Regions from separate parts of the Mus musculus genome. Here region 1 is linked to region 2. The links are chromatin loops, found by intact Hi-C in ENCODE. Cell type or tissue: left cerebral cortex. All regions are shown on one strand. Links, peaks and the distances in the headings refer to the core of each region. The heading gives the core; the rest is flanking DNA. Region 1 overlaps Disc1 (disrupted in schizophrenia 1). Region 2 has its middle 93 kb from the start of Gm30713.

Region 1 (8,337 bases), core at 44-8,043, 74 kb before region 2:
GCTAAGTTGGTGCTCAAGTGTTGATCTTTGTAATTTGATAACTTACTTTTGCAAAAATAGGCCAAGCATTACTTCTGTTATTGTATGTGTGTGTTTGCATCCAAAGAAAAGGTCTTTCAGCTTCTAAAAATGTACTCACATGTACACAGCACACGCATATATACACAGGGAAACGTTCACATAAAATAAAAACAAGTATTTTGTAGAAAATGTAATAATAGCTGGCTATAGTGGTACATGTCTTTAATCCCAGCACTCAGGAGGCAGAGGCAGGAGGATCTCTAGGAGTTTGAGGCCACCCTGGTTATAGTGCAAGTTCCAGGCCATCCAGGCTTCTACATAGTGAGATCTGTAAAGAAAAATGTAGCTAGGTAGTGGCACATACCTTTGATACCAGCACTCAGGAAGCAGAGGCAGGCAGATCTCTGAGTTTGAGACAGTGAGTTCAGGACAGCCAGAGCTACACAGGAACCCTGTCTTAAAAAAAAAAAAAAAAAGAAAGAAAGAAAGAAAGGAAGGAAGAAAAGAGAAGAAAAGAAAAGAAAGAAAGAAATTGTTTTAAAGAAAGAGAGAAAAGATAAAAAGCAAATGTACCAGCATGTTAGCCTGGCCCCTCTGGGTTCCTTGATGCTTGATCCTTTTTATACTTAAGTAGCACCAAGTACAGGGATCTGGGGAGATGGCTCAGTAGGTAAATTACCCACTGAGAACATAGGAAGACCAGAGTTCAACACCAGCACCCATTTAAAAGCTGGGTGGCATGGTGGCACATGCTTGCCATCTCAGCACTGGAAAGTCAGGATCCCCGAGGCTCACTGGAAAACAGACCAGTCAAATCAGTAAACTCTGGGCTCATGGAAGGACCCAGTCTCAAAAAGTAAGATGGAGAGTGACACATGATGGCTACCTCTGGCTTCTTCACACATGCATGCACATGCATGTACATGCATGCATGCACACACACATACACACATGCACACACATATGCACACATGCACACGCACATACATACATGCACACATGCACATACATATACACACAGACACACTCACATATATGCGTGCTCATGCACACATACATATATACACACATACATGCACACACAAGCACATGAACGCACACATGTACACACAAATAATACTATATACAGTGCCTTTCATGAAATGAGCTCTAAGTTAAACACCTTTAGCACCGACCTATGCTTGTGGCATGCATTCTGCTAAATATTTTCACAAATTTACCATATTCAATCATCAATTAGCTTCCACTTAATTTGGAGTCATTAAACTAATTATTTGAATTCCGTTCTAGTAGTAGCATAATCTGAATATTGGATTCAGTTGGCAAGTGGGGACTACTGCTTCATGCCTCTCCCCCTGTAAGAGCCTGAAGGCCCATGGCTGTTCCCTTTGGCGTCTCCTGAGCACCTTTCCTTGTTCTGGGGATCATCAGTCCCTCAGAGGTACCTCTCTCTCTCTGGCAGACTCAGGATGTAAGAGTAAGGAAGTGAGAAGAGAAGATGGCCCTTGTTCTCAGTCAGCGTGTTGGTGATTGTGTTATCTTGCAAGTTAGATGTCTAAACTCTATGTTCACACTCTGGCCTGATTTGAGGGCTGTGAACTGACTCTGTACATATTGCAAGGTGCTCTTAGATTGCCTGGTTCAGTGTGGTGGGGTTCGGTATGGTGGTGGCAGGTGCTCGGGGTCAGGAAACTCTTATCCCAACAGCGATCTGCCCCAGTGTCAGCCTCCAGGCAAGCTGGAAAGCACAGGAAGCAGTTTGACCATCCCAGGGAAAGTCATCAGGCTATGAGGCCACAGAAGCTAGGTATCAGGGAAAGGAGGTTTTTTCATGTTTTTATATAATAGCTTCATTAATCCTTTTGAAAATTTCTTACAGTGTATTTTGATCATATCCATTCTTGTTTTGCCCAGAGCCACCTCCCAGACAATTTTATTTTGACTCATGGTTTCAGAGAGAAAATTCCATCATGATGGGCCAGGCATGGCTATTGTAGACACAGAGGTGGCTGTGTCTACAGTCATCCTGATCCTCATGGGGCAGGGATGGGGGTGAGACAGTGTGTGTGTGGGGGGGGGAGGTGGGTACTGCAGGGGTATGGCTGTGTCCATAATCATCTTGGTCTGGCTGAAGCAAAAGCAGATAGTAACTTCAAGGTGCATCCTTGGCAACATACTTGCCTTTGTGAACACCACGCTGTAGCAACATACTTCCCTTTGAGGGCACTCTGTAGCAGTGTGAGCTAGGGGTCAGATCCTCACATCTTGGTGGAACAGGAAGAAGACAGCATGGGGTGGAGCCAGAAGCAGATACCACCGGCAGAGTTGGCCCCAGGGACCCACTTCTGATAGCTGGAGACTAAGCATTCAGACAGTGTCCCTCTGGAGGACATTTCATATTTAAAGCTTAACATCGAGTCTAGCGTTTAGTATCTAATTTGTTTAACAAAGTATTAGTTTGAAAGCCCAGATTGTTTATAAATGTGAGTACATACCAGTTTTCATTAACAGAGGCTATCTGTTTTGGAAGAGAGGTGTTGTCATGACAGTATCAAGCCAGGGTGGCCCAATGTCATTACCTGTGCCTGCTTCCAGCTGCAGAGACAATTGGAGCCTCTGCATCTTTCTAGCACAGGGCTCTAGGCAGCCACTTGGATGGGTTTTCGGGTCTTCCAAACACAACATGCTGTTATTATTAGACCCTTGACCAACGATCCTTTGTTTTCAGCTTTTAAATGAGCATTTGTGGTTGTCTCTCAGTTTGGGCTACAGCTGTGCTCACGTTGGGTTTTTCTTGCAGAAACACGCATGAAGGCAAACACTGTGAAGTGCATGGAAGTGTTGGAAGGTCAGCTGAGCAGGTAAGTTGTGTGTGTGTGTGGGGGGGGAGTTCCTGCCCTATAGACTCTGGGTATATCTGCTTGCTTTATTAGAATTCAGTGAAGGCAAGGGAAGGAGCCAGTCAATCTTTATAATACATTAACAAAGAAAGCAGGAAAACACCCAGCATCCCCAGGGGAAGGAGCAGGTGCTGTTCCAACATCTCCTAGCCCAGGCTCCCCTTTGACAAAGCAAATAGATTAGAATGTTTAAAAGCATCTTGGCGAGAACACAGGGCAGTTCTCACATCTCAGAATAAGAAAAGCCTCTTTGGGATACCGAGCTAAGAATTCATGCTGCGGTCTGCTTTTGCTTTCTACGCGCAGGCAACCGCAGCCGCTGAAGGGGTCTTAAGGACTGTGAACTGGTTTACACACAGAGCAATGCAGGAATTTGCATTGTCGGTTCTGTTTTGAATCCCGAATCAAAACCAGCATGAAAATTCCTGCTTGCTTTTTCTCTTTTCTTTTCTTTTTTTTTTTTTTTTTTTTTAAACCCAATTAGGAATTCAGATCGTAGAAGCATTAGGGACTCCGCAGCACGTCAAGCTGTTTCTGGTTTGCTGGGATGTCTACTTCTGGAAACAAACCCCAGCCAGCGGGATCTGGTCCTAATTAAGGGAACAAGTTCCACAATGTAGTCTGTGCCTTTCTTCCCTGGCAGCCAGTTTGGTTTTATGGAAACATCTTGCTACTATTTTGGAAATTGCTAAGTGGCTCTGGAATAGATTTGCCTTAAACCTTTGTCTGCCAGGACAGTGCCAAGGCCTCTCCCTTCAGGATGATGGGGTGTGGGATTAGCCTCAGGTTGAAAGCCAAGTCCTTCCACCCACCAACTGACCTTGCTGCCCCTAGACTTGGGGAAAGCCCTGTCAGAGCTGGCCATCATGGACTGAGTGTCAGGAGTATATGCAGGAAGCTAGGGGCTTGGGTCTGAGGCTGGCTTTCCTGCCATGTACTGGTGAGAGCGTTCTGATACGCCTCTCTCCATCTTATTCCTGATACCTTTTTTTTTTCAGACATGCAGGCCCCCTGAGGTGTGACTTAGAGTCACCTTAGACTCTTGGACAGACCTCTGAGGGCCCATGCTAAGGCATCCCTTCCCCCTGAGCCTTCTGACAGATATAGTATGGAGTAGAGTTTATTTAGGGTGTGGGGAGGGGAGTTGAAGGAGTAGAGACAGAGAAAGGCAGAGAGGGAGAGAGGATCATCTTAGGACTCCTGGAGCATAACTACTGACAGACAGACAGACACTTCCCCAACTGCAGTCCTGCCAATGACATATAACCCTCAGGAAGAATTGGCCATCTTTCCCCCTGTATTTTTATTTTCTCTTCCTTTATATGGGTTGATTCTTTTATATTGAGATATAGATATAGAGATGGATATGGATATATAGATATATAGGTATATAGGTATATAGATATGTAGACATATAGATATAATGTTCAGACCCATTTGCCTTGGCATCCTGTCTTTGTGACTCACAGTAGAATATTAAAGACCACAAGAAAGCCACTCCAAGGAGCCCGCCCACTCACCATCCCCTTCAGGCTGTTACAGAGGTAATAGCAAACATGAATGTGTTGATTTAACTCTTTCCCCTCAGGCCTGAATTTGGCTTTAATTTCCATCTTCTCAGTTGTCACATATTCTCTGTTAGCCTTCTGAGCGAGTCAAAGGAAGTATTAGAGAATTCTTACTTTTTGCCTGCAGTTTCTTTGAGAGTCTCTTTCTGCAGCCTAAGTGTGCCTTGAATTCAGGCCCTCTCACTTCAGGCCTCCAAGGCTGAGATTACAGGTGTCCACCACAACTTTTCTCAGCTCAGAGGTTTTTACTATGGTGCAAGAAAGACATCTCTGTTGGTAAAGTGCTGGCTTTGGACCCCCAAGGACCTGCATTTGATCCCTAGACTACAGGTTGAATAAGTGAGCCCACCGTGATGGTGTGCACTTATGCCTTTGTACTAGGCAAGCAGAGATAGGTGAATTCTGGGGGTCACTGGCAGGCAAGACTAGTGGAATCCCTGGGGGTCACTGGCCAGCCAGCCTAGACTAGTCAGTTCCCAGCCAGTGAGCCATACACACCAAACTCAAAAGAAAACAAAACCAAACCCAAAACAAACAAAACCAGAAGATGATGGTACCCTGTGACTGACACAGAAGTCTCCCACTCTCCCACTCTCTCCCTCCCTCTCCCCATCCCTCTCCCCTCTCTGTATCCCTCTTCCCTCTCCCCATCCTCACTCCTCCCAGCCCCTCTCTCCCTCCATCTCCCCCACTCTTCTTCTCTATCCCTAACCCCTTTGTAGGTGAAGTATATGTATTACAACAATCTTATATCTTATGCCTGTAACCACCATGGAGGAGGAGAAAATCCTTATGTCCAATGAAAAGCCAGCACCTCGGGCTGACAGGGGCCAGGCCTCACCTGCCTGCAACCAAGATGTGTACACTGGTTTTATATATACCCATGGAGCCCATTGTGTCCATGGTTGGAGAGGAACATCCTTTATCTTTCTAGATGCTCTCAGCTCTCTGTGGGCTCTGTTCTCCTGGACTTGAATCTGAAGCAGTTGCATCAATGCAGTTTAGTGGCTGCTGGTTTATTTTTGTGTCCTTGAGCTCTACTTCAGTTCTCAAGTGTTTGCTTGATGGTGAGTCAGACATTCACAATCAAAGCAGAAAAGACACTGGCGGGCGGGCAGGCTTTGTCTCTGCATGTGAGGGTGCTCGGAGACCCCTGTGTGTGATTCTGACCCACGGTGGGAAAGAGCACTCGGGAACTCAGGTGTCTTATCTCCAATTTATTTTGAATTAAGAGTGTGATAACCTTTTTCTAAAGGAGATCTGGTTCTTAAAAAACAACAACAACAAACCGTAATGTTTACCTACTAATTAGCTGGAGGTTTTGGCGAGAATGCCCTCACAGGCAATGGTCGACAGGTAGGTTACTCAGCTAACATCCCAGAGGGCTTCAACAGAGCTGAGCAAGGCCAGAGAAAGGCATGGAGTATCTCCCAGGGCTCCCAGACACACCTCTCAGCCTGTTCACACCAACAGTCTGCTTTCAAGCTGGGAGCCAGCAGTGAGTGGGAAAAGTCATCAGAATGGGAGTTAGAGAGCCTGGGAGTGCCTGAAGGCTCCCAGAGTCATCGCCCACTGCCATAAGCAAGTGTTCCCTGCAGGCCGCCTGCTCTCTGCTGGCAAGAGTCCTCAGGACAATTCAGAGAGAGAGAGAGAGAGAGAGAGAGAGAGAGAGAGAGAGAGAGAGAGAGAGAGAGAGAAGATGAGCTCTGGCCAAAAGCTCAGCTCTTCCGATAGATTGGCTCAGAAGCCACCAGTCCCTCATCACCAAATCATCATAGGTGACAAACAGAGTCCACCCTGACCTTCTCAGTATTACAAATTAAAATAAAGCACCAACCACAGGAATTACCCCGAGGGTCTCAGTTCTATTGAGGTCTTTATCACGGGTCATCTTAAGGCCCCTTCTCTAACACAGATCAGAAAACCTTCAAGCATACTGTGTCTGCTTCCATCCTTGAAGGAGGTGACTCCAATGTGTACCCTCAAATCCAAATTCAGGGTCAGGGTAGAAGTGTTGTTCAGGGATGGAATATACATACATACATACATACATACATACATACATACATACATACACACACACACACACACACACACACAGATTTTCTGAATACACTGTTGCTGTCTTCAGACACACCAGAAGAGGGTATCAGGCCCCATTACAGATAATTGTGAGCCACCATGTGGTTGTTGGGAATTGAACTCAGGACCTCTGGAAGAGCAGCCAGAGCTCTTAAACACCGAGTCATCTCTCCAGCCCCCACACCCGCCCCGGGATGGGATTCTGTGGGAGCCTCTAGGACCATCTCTCCTGGTTGCTGTGCGTACAGGTTTAAAGTCTGGGCTCGGGAATGAGATTGTCTACATCTGAGTGTGATCCCTTCTTGAGCTGTGGCTATTCACTACACAATAAATCTCTCCAAGCCCCCTTTTTCTATCATAAAAATGAGACAATTGCAGAAGAAGATAAAGGATGCTTCTTATATGCAATAATGACTGGATAAATGAGAGCTATTATTCAACAGTAGCAATATAAAACCACAAAAAATATGATGGAGTGGAAAAGATCTGCTTTGAGAGACGGACGCTGGCTCAGCCAGCAAAGTGCTTGATGTACAAACACAAGGACCCGAATCCAGCCCCCAGAACCCACATTGTAAAAGCCAGATGCGGGGGGGGGGGCAGGCTTTAAACCCAACCCTGGGGAGGTAGAGACATGAGGATTTATGGGGCTCACTGGCTCTGCCTACTTTTTAAGTTTCGAGTCAATGAGAGACCCTGTTGTGTTTTATAAAAAGAAAGAAAGAGCCAGGAATATGTTTGATAGAATGAGGTTGGTGTGGGGAAAGGGGTGCCTCTCCCGGCCCATGCCAAGGCAACCCGTCTCTCTGAGGTACCAGCTACAGAACAGTATAGTATAGAATAGAGTTTATTTAGGGCTTGGGGAGGGGAGTTGAGGGGGTAGTAGAGGGAGAGAGAGAGAGAGAGAGAGAGAGAGAGAGAGAGAGAGAGAGAGAGATCATACAGCAGTAGAGGCTGGCCTGAACATGTGGAAAGAGAGGGAGAGGGGAGTGGGGAAAGAAGGCCCAGAGAGGGAAGAGGGCAAGAGAGTAAGAGACTAAGAGAACAAGGAGGGGGGCAAGCAGCCCCTTTTATAGTGAGTCAGGCACACCTGGCTGTTGCCAGGTAACTGTGAGGTGGAGCCTAGAAGAAATACTAACAGACCCCATCTTAGAAAATCCATGCTGAAACACACACACACACACACACACACACACATTTTCTAAAAGCAAGAGAGACTCTCTTGCCTTCCTAGTGAGTCTCAAGGTCATGGCAAGTTCTCCACCTCCATTATGTAAACAGCCTGCTCTTTCTGTTGCCTGCCCTCTGGCCAGATGCCTGCAGCTCCCTCAGACGGGGAAGGACAAGTGGTAACTGAGTCCTTGTCAGTGGCTCTGCTGGAGACTGAGCAGCCTGCAGTGGTTCCCACGCACAGCATCATCGGCTGGCCGAGGTCCTAGTGTCACCTGCTGCCTTCACAGCCACACACCTGGCACTGAGTTTATGAGCCGGAGAGCCCTGACCTTGTGTATCCCCGGCCCAGGAATCAGCTGTTTGGGTCTCCTGAGCTCTGCATCTCTGCATAGAGACCCATTGTAGACGTCCAAGAGCATCTGGGGTTGCCACAGCTCCCTATTCTACCTCTCTTTCGATAGTTCCCAGAGACAGTGGGCATGTCACCTGGAGAAGATGGTCCATAAAGAAGCAGAGGCCTGACGTAACCCTGGGCATTATGCCAGGAGGACCACTGTGTGACATGGTGTCAGCCCTGAGTGAGTCCCTGGGAA
Region 2 (8,337 bases), core at 100-8,099:
ATCCTCAGCTTTTCTCTGGGAGCTAGAGATCAGAACTCAGCTCCTCCTGCCTGTGTAGTGTCTTAGGGTTTCTTTGCTGTGAATGGCCATGACTATGACAACTCTTATAAAGGACAACATTTAATTGGGGTTGGCTCATGGGTTCAGAGGTTCAGTCCATTATCATCATGGTAGGAAGCATGGCAATGTGCAGGCAGATATGGTGCTGGAGGAGCTGAGAGTTCTACATCTTGATCTGAAAGCAGCAGGAGATCGTATGCAACACTGGGCCTAGCTTGAGCATATGTAACCTCAAAGCTCTGACTTTCCTGTGATGTGCTTTCTCTAACAAGGCCACACCTCCTCCAATAAGGCCACTCCTCCCCCAGTAAGGCCACACATCTCCAATAAGGCCACATCTCCTCATAGTGCCACTCCCTATGGCCAAGCACTCAACACCTGAGTCTATGGCACCATTCCTATTCAAGCCACTATATGCAACAAACATTTTACCTGCTGTGCTACCTCTCTAGCCCCATTACTCTGCTGCTTGATAACCCGGTGACAGCAAGCCTTTCTCCATAGATAATTAGCTTGTAGCAAGCACATATTTTCATGCTATGAAGTTGAGGGAGAACAAAGAGGAATATGAAAACACTAACAACTCCCAAGAGACACCAGATATGGCAGGACATGGGGCAGATGCATTTCCCTGGATTGGGTAGTTGTTTGAAATTATTTTTGTATTTACGGGTTGCTCACTCAGACATACAGATTATAGAACACAGAGATTATATGCTGAGATGTCTGCTGTCAGACTGAATTACAGTGAGAGTTATCACAAAATCCAAATTATTAACTAGGATCTCCAGTGTCAGGAGGAAAATCACACTCCCCAAACATAACCAAACACATTCACATTCACTAGGTAGACAACGTTGACATTCACTAGCTAACTGTGACAGTGCTGATTTCTTCTTATTGGTTGTATATACACAAATGTATGGTTAATTTTAAAATGGGCTGTTGAGAATTATATTTTTGTTTCAGAAGATTATCTTTTAAGATAGAATCCATATAAAATAAATCACATATACCACATATACCACACACACACATGCTACATACACATATACCACACACATGCACATATACCACATACACACACTTCTCACATACACACTCACACACATATACCTCACACACTCACACCTACACCACACACACATGCCACACACACATACACTTCCCACATACACATACACACATATATACCACACACACACACACCACACATACACTTCCCACATACACACTCACATATATACCACAAACACACTTTCCACACACACACGTACCACACATGCACTTCCCACATACACACTCACACCCACACACATGCACATACAGTACACTTACATACCTCCTCCCCAACAGAACTAAACATAGGGTTGCCATCTGACCACAGAACTCATTCAAAGTGTAGTGAGAACTCTGGAATTTTGGTTTCTTTCAAAACACAGAAATATTGCAAATATTGTAAGGATGCGTTTTCATTTTAATCCCAGGTGTGGGATGTGGGGCTGCTTTGGACTGTCCACAGCAGCTGACTATGATTTGCCTCATGCTCTAGCAGAGCTGTGGTTTTGCCAGCTGCAGATAGTTTCTGTCATTGTGTGGTGTTTGGAATTCTGGGAACTTTTCCGAGGGTCTATAAATGCTAGGGCCCTGACAGGCTGTGCTTATTTTTGCCTGTGCACTGAGTTCTTATTGTGATAAGTCTAATTCTCAGGAGCCTGTACTTCTAATGGCTGCACTGGAGTGTTTTTAGCCCTCGCCTGGGATGGCAGTCCCTGCTTTGGCCACTAGGATGTGGTCATTCCTCCCTACACCACCACACTTCTGCTCCCCACTCCAGCCTAGAACAAGGGGCCTGTTGTCTGGTTCTGTCCTCCTCAGCATCCTGAGCCAAGGCCAGGAAAGAAAGCACAGCCTAGCCTCCACAGGAGCATGTACAAACTCTGTGGAGGTGGGAAGGGTCCCTGGGCTCTCCTCTCTGGATGCAACGTAAGTCTCTTCCTTGTTAAAAGTTTAAACAGCAATTGTAAAGCATCAGATTTAGGACGAATGCTTTTCCATGCACAGTCTGCCCTCTGCAGACCTCAGATCTCCGGGCCCGCTAGGTTAGCGTTAGCTGTGGCCTGGAACCCATTTCCTTTGCAGACTGTCACTAGTAGTTGGAGATTGTCCCTGTGAGATAAAGGAGCCTGTGCATGTGGCATGTCACATCATCTCTCTAGTCACTTTCCACAGTGTCCCCGTCTGTGGTGTATGCATAGAGATGTATAGGTACACACGTGTACACATATCTGCATGCTGGTGAATCACTCAGCATAACTGTTTTTAACTGTTTAACTTCCCAGGACACTGGGAGTTGCTCCGGAGACAGAGGCAGGAGGGGTCGTCTCTAAATTGCCACAGAATGACCCAAGGGAACAGGCTACTCCACTCTTTTCCCCTAAGCAATCTGTTTTCTGCTCAGGATAACTGAAGCCTCCAAGTCCCTCCCTGCGCCCGCCCTGCTCCAGTACCCCGCCCACTTTCCACCGGGCTCTGTTCATTTGGAAGGCTCGTGACCAGTGTGCGAGTTCATTATATTATCACCTGACCCTTCATCCCTGGCATCTGACAGCCTCATTTCCCGGAGCTCTCTTTTCTTCCAGTCTCAAGTTGATGTCTCAAGAGCCCTGTGGGCCTCAAACCAGATTCACAATTTCTTGATTTATTTCCCACCCATGGGCCTAGATAAATACTTCTAATTTTAGACGGGAAGTTCTTAATTTCCCCTTAAAAAGATATTATACTCCGTCCATTTCCCTGAAAGGAAGGCCCTGGCGCTTTCTAAGAAACTTTATAATAAAGGATTAAAACAGTAACTAGAAAACAAAGCAAAACAAGCCAGGAATTCCTCCGCTGGGAATTCCGCACTCCTGAGGGTTCTGACACGAGGCTTTTCTAAGAAGGGACCAGCATCTGGAACCCGCAGTACGCAGTGTCTGGCGCTGGGAAGGCTGTCCTAGAAGCAGTCTTTACACGCTGGCTTTAATGGAATCTCGGACTCCTGCAGGGGCTGCTTGTGTAAAACACACACAGAGAAAAAATCTTCTAAACAGAGGCAGGATGAAGGGAGTTCGTTGTTGAGCCTGACTTATTATGAATTTCATTCTCGTTTCCAGAACGCATGTATCTGGCTCTTGCCAGGGACACAGTTTGTGTTTGGGGCTCGCTAAGCGCTCTGAGAAGTCCCAAGTGAGTGTCTGAAAGCTTCATAGCGGAGGAGACTTGACTTTGGTTAGGGATCAAGTTCTCTGGCCTTGCCCAGCGTGGGAATCAGACAGCCGGATCTGGAAAATTGTGTTGAAGGTCAGACAGTAACCGGTAGTTCTAGCTCCAGGGAACCCAACACCCTCTTCTGGTCTCCATAGGCAACTACACTCATGTGCACACACATGTGAACAGAATTAAAGATAAAAGTGATGAAGGTAGAGGCAGAATGTCGGTTGGTGGTGGAGCGATTACCTAGCGTGCCCAAGGCTGGAGGACTCTCTAAGAGTCAGGGAAATTATATTGATGGTGGACTCAGAGCATGAAGACCACACAGCTGGCCTGCATTCTCCTCTTCTATAGTCTGACTGAAATATTTTATATCAAATATGACTTTACTGTTTTCTAGAATATTTCCCTCAGAAAAAGAAAAGAAAGCAATAAATCAGATGTGGAAACAAGGACACGATAGAAACCAACTGCAGGGACCTGGTGGCCCGCAGACTGGGGACAATCCCAAGACCCTGGGGTTTTGGTTGCTGCTGTCTGATTCCCACACTGGACAGGGCAAGAGCACTTGACCCACGCCAGCTGAATGCTGGCTCTTGTTTCCCACCGGCTGTGGAATTTGCAGACACTCTTTTCTGGCTTCCCAGAGGGGCTGGGGAGCCTCCAGCATGTGCTGTGACATTTATAACTCCCTCTGGAATTTCCATGTCCCCAGCCCTCGCCCAGCCCAGGGATGAATCATGGATTCTTAGACCAGCGAAGCCATTTTGGAAACAGCTGCCAAGGAGCAAATGCAGTCAAAAATAGCTCTCACTCCCTGAAAAATGAATGGCTTATTTTAAGAAGAAAGGGTGGCTTGAATCTGTCCTGCTTGCATCTTTATCTCCTGGGCACAGGGCCAGGGCATCCGAGAAAGGCTTGCCTGTCAAAGGGAATGGCACCTGCAGTGACATAGTGGTGCCCACGATGGGGCTACCATCTCTGGGCCAGGGCCAAGGGGTGAGGTATGAGCCGTCCTCCTGAGACCTGCATCCCAGGAGGCCTGGACCGTTAGGTATGAAGTTCTGCTTCCCTGGTAGGCCTGACATGCATTGCTTTCTTGTGGTTGTGGCCAAACATCCAACAGAATTCAGCAAGGAGCAGCTGGCAGTCAGGATGCAGCAAAGAGCTAATCAGGCAGGAAGTGGGAGCACTCAGGCAGGAAGTGGGAGCAGGCTATTGCTCAGAAGCCAAATGCCCATGCTCTTATACCTACCAGCTAGTCTTTAAGTCTAGAAGGTTCCACAGTGTTCCTCAAACAGCACCGCCAGGTGAAGACCAAATGTTCAAACACATGGGGACATTTCACTTTCAAACACTTCAGACCACTGGTCCTTGTCGTAGACTTGTGGGGTGGGCACAGTAGCTAGACGCATACAAGAGGAAGGCACTGGGCTTTGTTCCATCCTTCAAAGGGAAGTTAAGCTCTCCTGCTGCAGATGAATGGGTGATGGTGTCTTAGCTTAAGCTGTCAGGGAAGAAACTTCACTTGGCGTCAGGGTGATAGTTCCCCCCTCCCCCATTGTATTTGTCCTTGTGTTGTGAGGCACTGTAGCCAAAGATGCATGAAGGACTGATGTCAATCCTGCTGTGCTGTGTACTATGTGAGTAGAAAGAAAGGAAGAAAGAAAGAGAGAGAGAGAAAGAAAGAAAGAAAGAAAGAAAGGGAGATGGAAGGAAGCAAGGAAGGAAGGGAGAAGGAAGGAAGGAGGAAAGAAGGAAGTTATGATAGTTTCAAAGCAAAGCAAAGCTTGCACAGTACCAGCTAGTCCACATCCACACCCAATGATGTGAGAAATCCTCAGAAGGGAAGGAGCACAGAGCAAAGAGAGCCCCGAGGGAAGGTCCCACAGCCTGGGGCCAGCACTGTAACATCTGCTGGTTCCACAGAGAAAATGAGGTAGAAAACTGTGTTGCAAAGTATTCTGTGTGACTTTGATTTTTTTTTTAATATCCTATGTGAAAAACACACACCTGCACCCTGAATTCTGGCTTCTTCCGAGGGTAAGCTTGGCTTGCTACAACTGTGACATCTTCCTTACTTCTGTGTGCTTCCCTCTGTCACTTGGCCTGGATACTCACTCACTCACGGCTCCGTGAAGACATCAGGACGTTGGAAGGACTGAGGACTCCGTGATTGTCACAATCTGTGAGGTTCAGCTGGGGGTCCTCTTCTTTCATTGGGAGTGATAATGCCTTGCTCTCCTTCCTGGTTGCTGAAGCTCCTTGTCCCATTGCATTTACAGACACTGGTGGCTGGTATCTTCTTTCCCTTCATGCTAAGACATAACTGAAACTAAACCTGGAACGCTGGAATCCGAGATTAATGAATGAGGCGTTAGGAGTTACAGACACATGTATCTGCTAGCCTAATGAGCAGACAGTCTGCGAACACAGCCGCTCAAAGACACAGACCACGTGAATAGAATATGCTTCTCCATGGGGAAGTACTCTGAGGGAGCTCTTTCATTGAGTGAACTTAGGTAGAAAACACATTTCAATTTGGGATACAGAAAGAGAGACACAATGACCTAGGGTGTGGCTCAGCTGGTGGCTTGCCTAGCATGCGCAAAGCACTGGGTTTGAACTCCAGTATAGAAAGAAAAACAAAAGTTCCCCCCCCCCCAAAAAAAAAGATACAGTAGTGTCATGCCCAGGGCTGGAGGGGTGGCACAGTATTAACTACTGAGTTCTTGCAGAAGACCTGAGCTCAGTTCCCATCATCCACACAGTGGTTTCACAACCACCAGGAAACCCAGTACCCTCTTCTGGCCTCCATAGGCACTGGGCATACTCATTGTACACAGACATATGTGAGGGAAGAAAGAAATGCTGTACCCATGAGAATACCCCAGGGAGATACACAGAATTCAGAATCCAGCTCACAGTTCAGAGTGGGTCCATTCATATTGGCATGGGGTGTCGGGGACAGTGTTGTGGTTAGACAGGAGGCATGGCTTTTTGCCAGTTTGATTACCTCACCAACACGGTGAGCCCCAATTCTCCTCCAAGGGTGATGGCTATGCCCTCTTATTTTGTGCCTAGGCCACCCTGACAGCCACATGAGGCAGAGGTATGTTTCCTAAGCCTGTCAGCTCTCTAGCTAAGTGAACAGAAGCCCAGAGAAGGGAGATCCCACGGTGAGAGGAGGCAGCTTCCATCAAAGCACCTGAGCTTCAGTCCTGGGTGGTCAGGGTCCTGTACACTTGACCTTTAAAGCACGCAGTTCTACATGTGTCTCCTTTGGGGTTTCCTTGATTTTAAAATGTCTCGCCTCCTTTGTAAATCTCCCCAGAAGTAGAAGAAAAGAGCTTTGGTGATGAAGTGACAAGGGGAAAGAGAAGAAATCAAGGCTGGACCAAGCTGCATTCTCATGAGTATTCCCTTGAGACTGCTTTCTCTCAAGGCTTGACCCCTGTGTGGGAGCTCTTCCATATCATCTTTGGAATCTTTTGAGTTTAAAAAAAGGGGGAGGGGAAGCTGGGGAACTGGAGAGATGGCTGAGCAGCTAATAGAGTTTGCTGTGCAACCGTGAGAACAGAATTTGGATCCTAGCACCCACATAACAAGCTGAGTAATTCCTGTATACCTGGAACCAAGGCTCCAAAGCAGGCAGAGGCAAGAGGACCTCTTGAGAATGTCGGCTTTCAGCACAACTGAGGAAATATAGGCCATGGGGTTGAGGGAAAGACCCTGCCTCAAAGAGACAGATGGAGAGTATCTTAGTCAGGGTTTCTATTCCTGCACAAAACATCATGACCAAGAAGCAAGCTGGGGAGGAAAGGGTTTATTCAGCTTACACTTCCACATTGCTGTTCATCACCAAAGGAAGTCAGGACTGGAACTCAAACAAGGTAGGTAGGAACTTGGAGGCAGGAGCTGATGCAGAGGCCATAGTGGGATGCTGCTTACTGGCTTGCTTCCCATGGCTTGCTCAGCCTGATTTCTTACAGAACCCAAGACCACCATCCCAGGAGTGGACTTACCCACAATGGGCTGGGCCCTCCCCCATTAATGACTAATTGAGAAAATGCCTTACAGCTGGGTCTCATGGAGGCATTTCCTCAAGGGAGGCTCCTTTCTCTGTGATAACTCCAACTTGGGTCAAGTTGGCACACACAACCAGCCAGTACAGAGAGTGATAGAGGTGACACCTGGTGCCCTTTGGTGGCCCCTCTGTGTGCGTGCACTCACATACAGACACATGGCTGTGGTAGGGAGCCAGATAGATAGATAGATAGATAGATAGATAGATAGATAGATCGATAGATCGATAAATAGATAAATAGATGAATAAATAATAGGTGATAGATGATAGGTAGGTAAATAAGAAGTTGAATGGTTTTTAGACCTTTTATTGATTCTTTGTGAATTTCCCATCATGCACTCCAATCCCACTCATCTCCCTGCCCCTTCATATCTGCCTTCCACCCTTGCTACTACCCAAAAGTAACTATAGAAGCAAGCAAGCAAACAAACAAACAAAACACCAAACAAAACACCAAACAAATAAATCTCACTGTAGAAGCTGCGGTGTGTCAAGGTGTGTCTCACAATATACACTTCCACCTAAATAGCTCTACTTGCAAATGTTCCTTGCAATGAGGCATTGGTCTGGGTCAAGGCCTCTGATTCTGTCACACCATCAGTCCTGGATCCTCACTGGGACTCCTCTCTGACATCCTGTTGTCATGGAGATCCTGCATCTTTGGATCTGTGGGACTAGCTCCTTCACACACTCCAGCAGATCATAGATGGGGTAGATGATGGGGTGGGCCAACTCAAAGGCCTGGATTTGGGCCTGGGCGGAAGCTGATTTAGTCAGCCCACTGGCTCTCTTGTGCTTGCCTCACCAGGGCCTGAATCTCCTGTGTATGCATTACTGTGCTGCCTAGGTGAGGTGTGTGTGTAGGGGTACTGGGGGGCGGTGTTCTCCCAGTACTGTAGCCTGTGAGCTCTCCTATGCTGCTCAGGTGAGAGGCTGGG

Evidence for each region. Hi-C counts contacts between places; a loop is a spot of excess contacts. Peaks named below come from ENCODE experiments on the same cell type or tissue, not always from the same donor. Only the 100,000 strongest peaks of a DNase experiment are listed, where the experiment ranks them.
Region 1: it touches region 2 in a loop (2.2-fold over the local background); 3 of 42 quality-filtered maps call a loop at or near these places.

What each region holds. Positions count from the first base shown.
Region 1 is chr8:125,215,276-125,223,612 of GRCm38, forward strand. It overlaps Disc1 (disrupted in schizophrenia 1), which reads left to right. Exons shown (of 13, transcript NM_174854.2): 10 at 2,822-2,882. Among named protein-coding and RNA genes, the nearest start is that of Disc1, 170 kb to the left of the region's middle. RefSeq lists an enhancer at 1,768-4,576. In left cerebral cortex, for the core only: no CTCF peak of the experiment used is centred there; DNase peaks (open chromatin) are centred at 3,188, 3,512, 5,526 and 6,001; H3K4me3 peaks cover 605 bases; H3K27ac peaks cover 1,381 bases.
Region 2 is chr8:125,289,097-125,297,433 of GRCm38, forward strand. No RefSeq gene overlaps it. Among named protein-coding and RNA genes, the nearest start is that of Gm30713, 93 kb to the right of the region's middle. In left cerebral cortex, for the core only: CTCF peaks have their summits at 1,819 and 3,472 (motif pointing left); DNase peaks (open chromatin) are centred at 3,455 and 4,083; H3K27ac peaks cover 1,239 bases.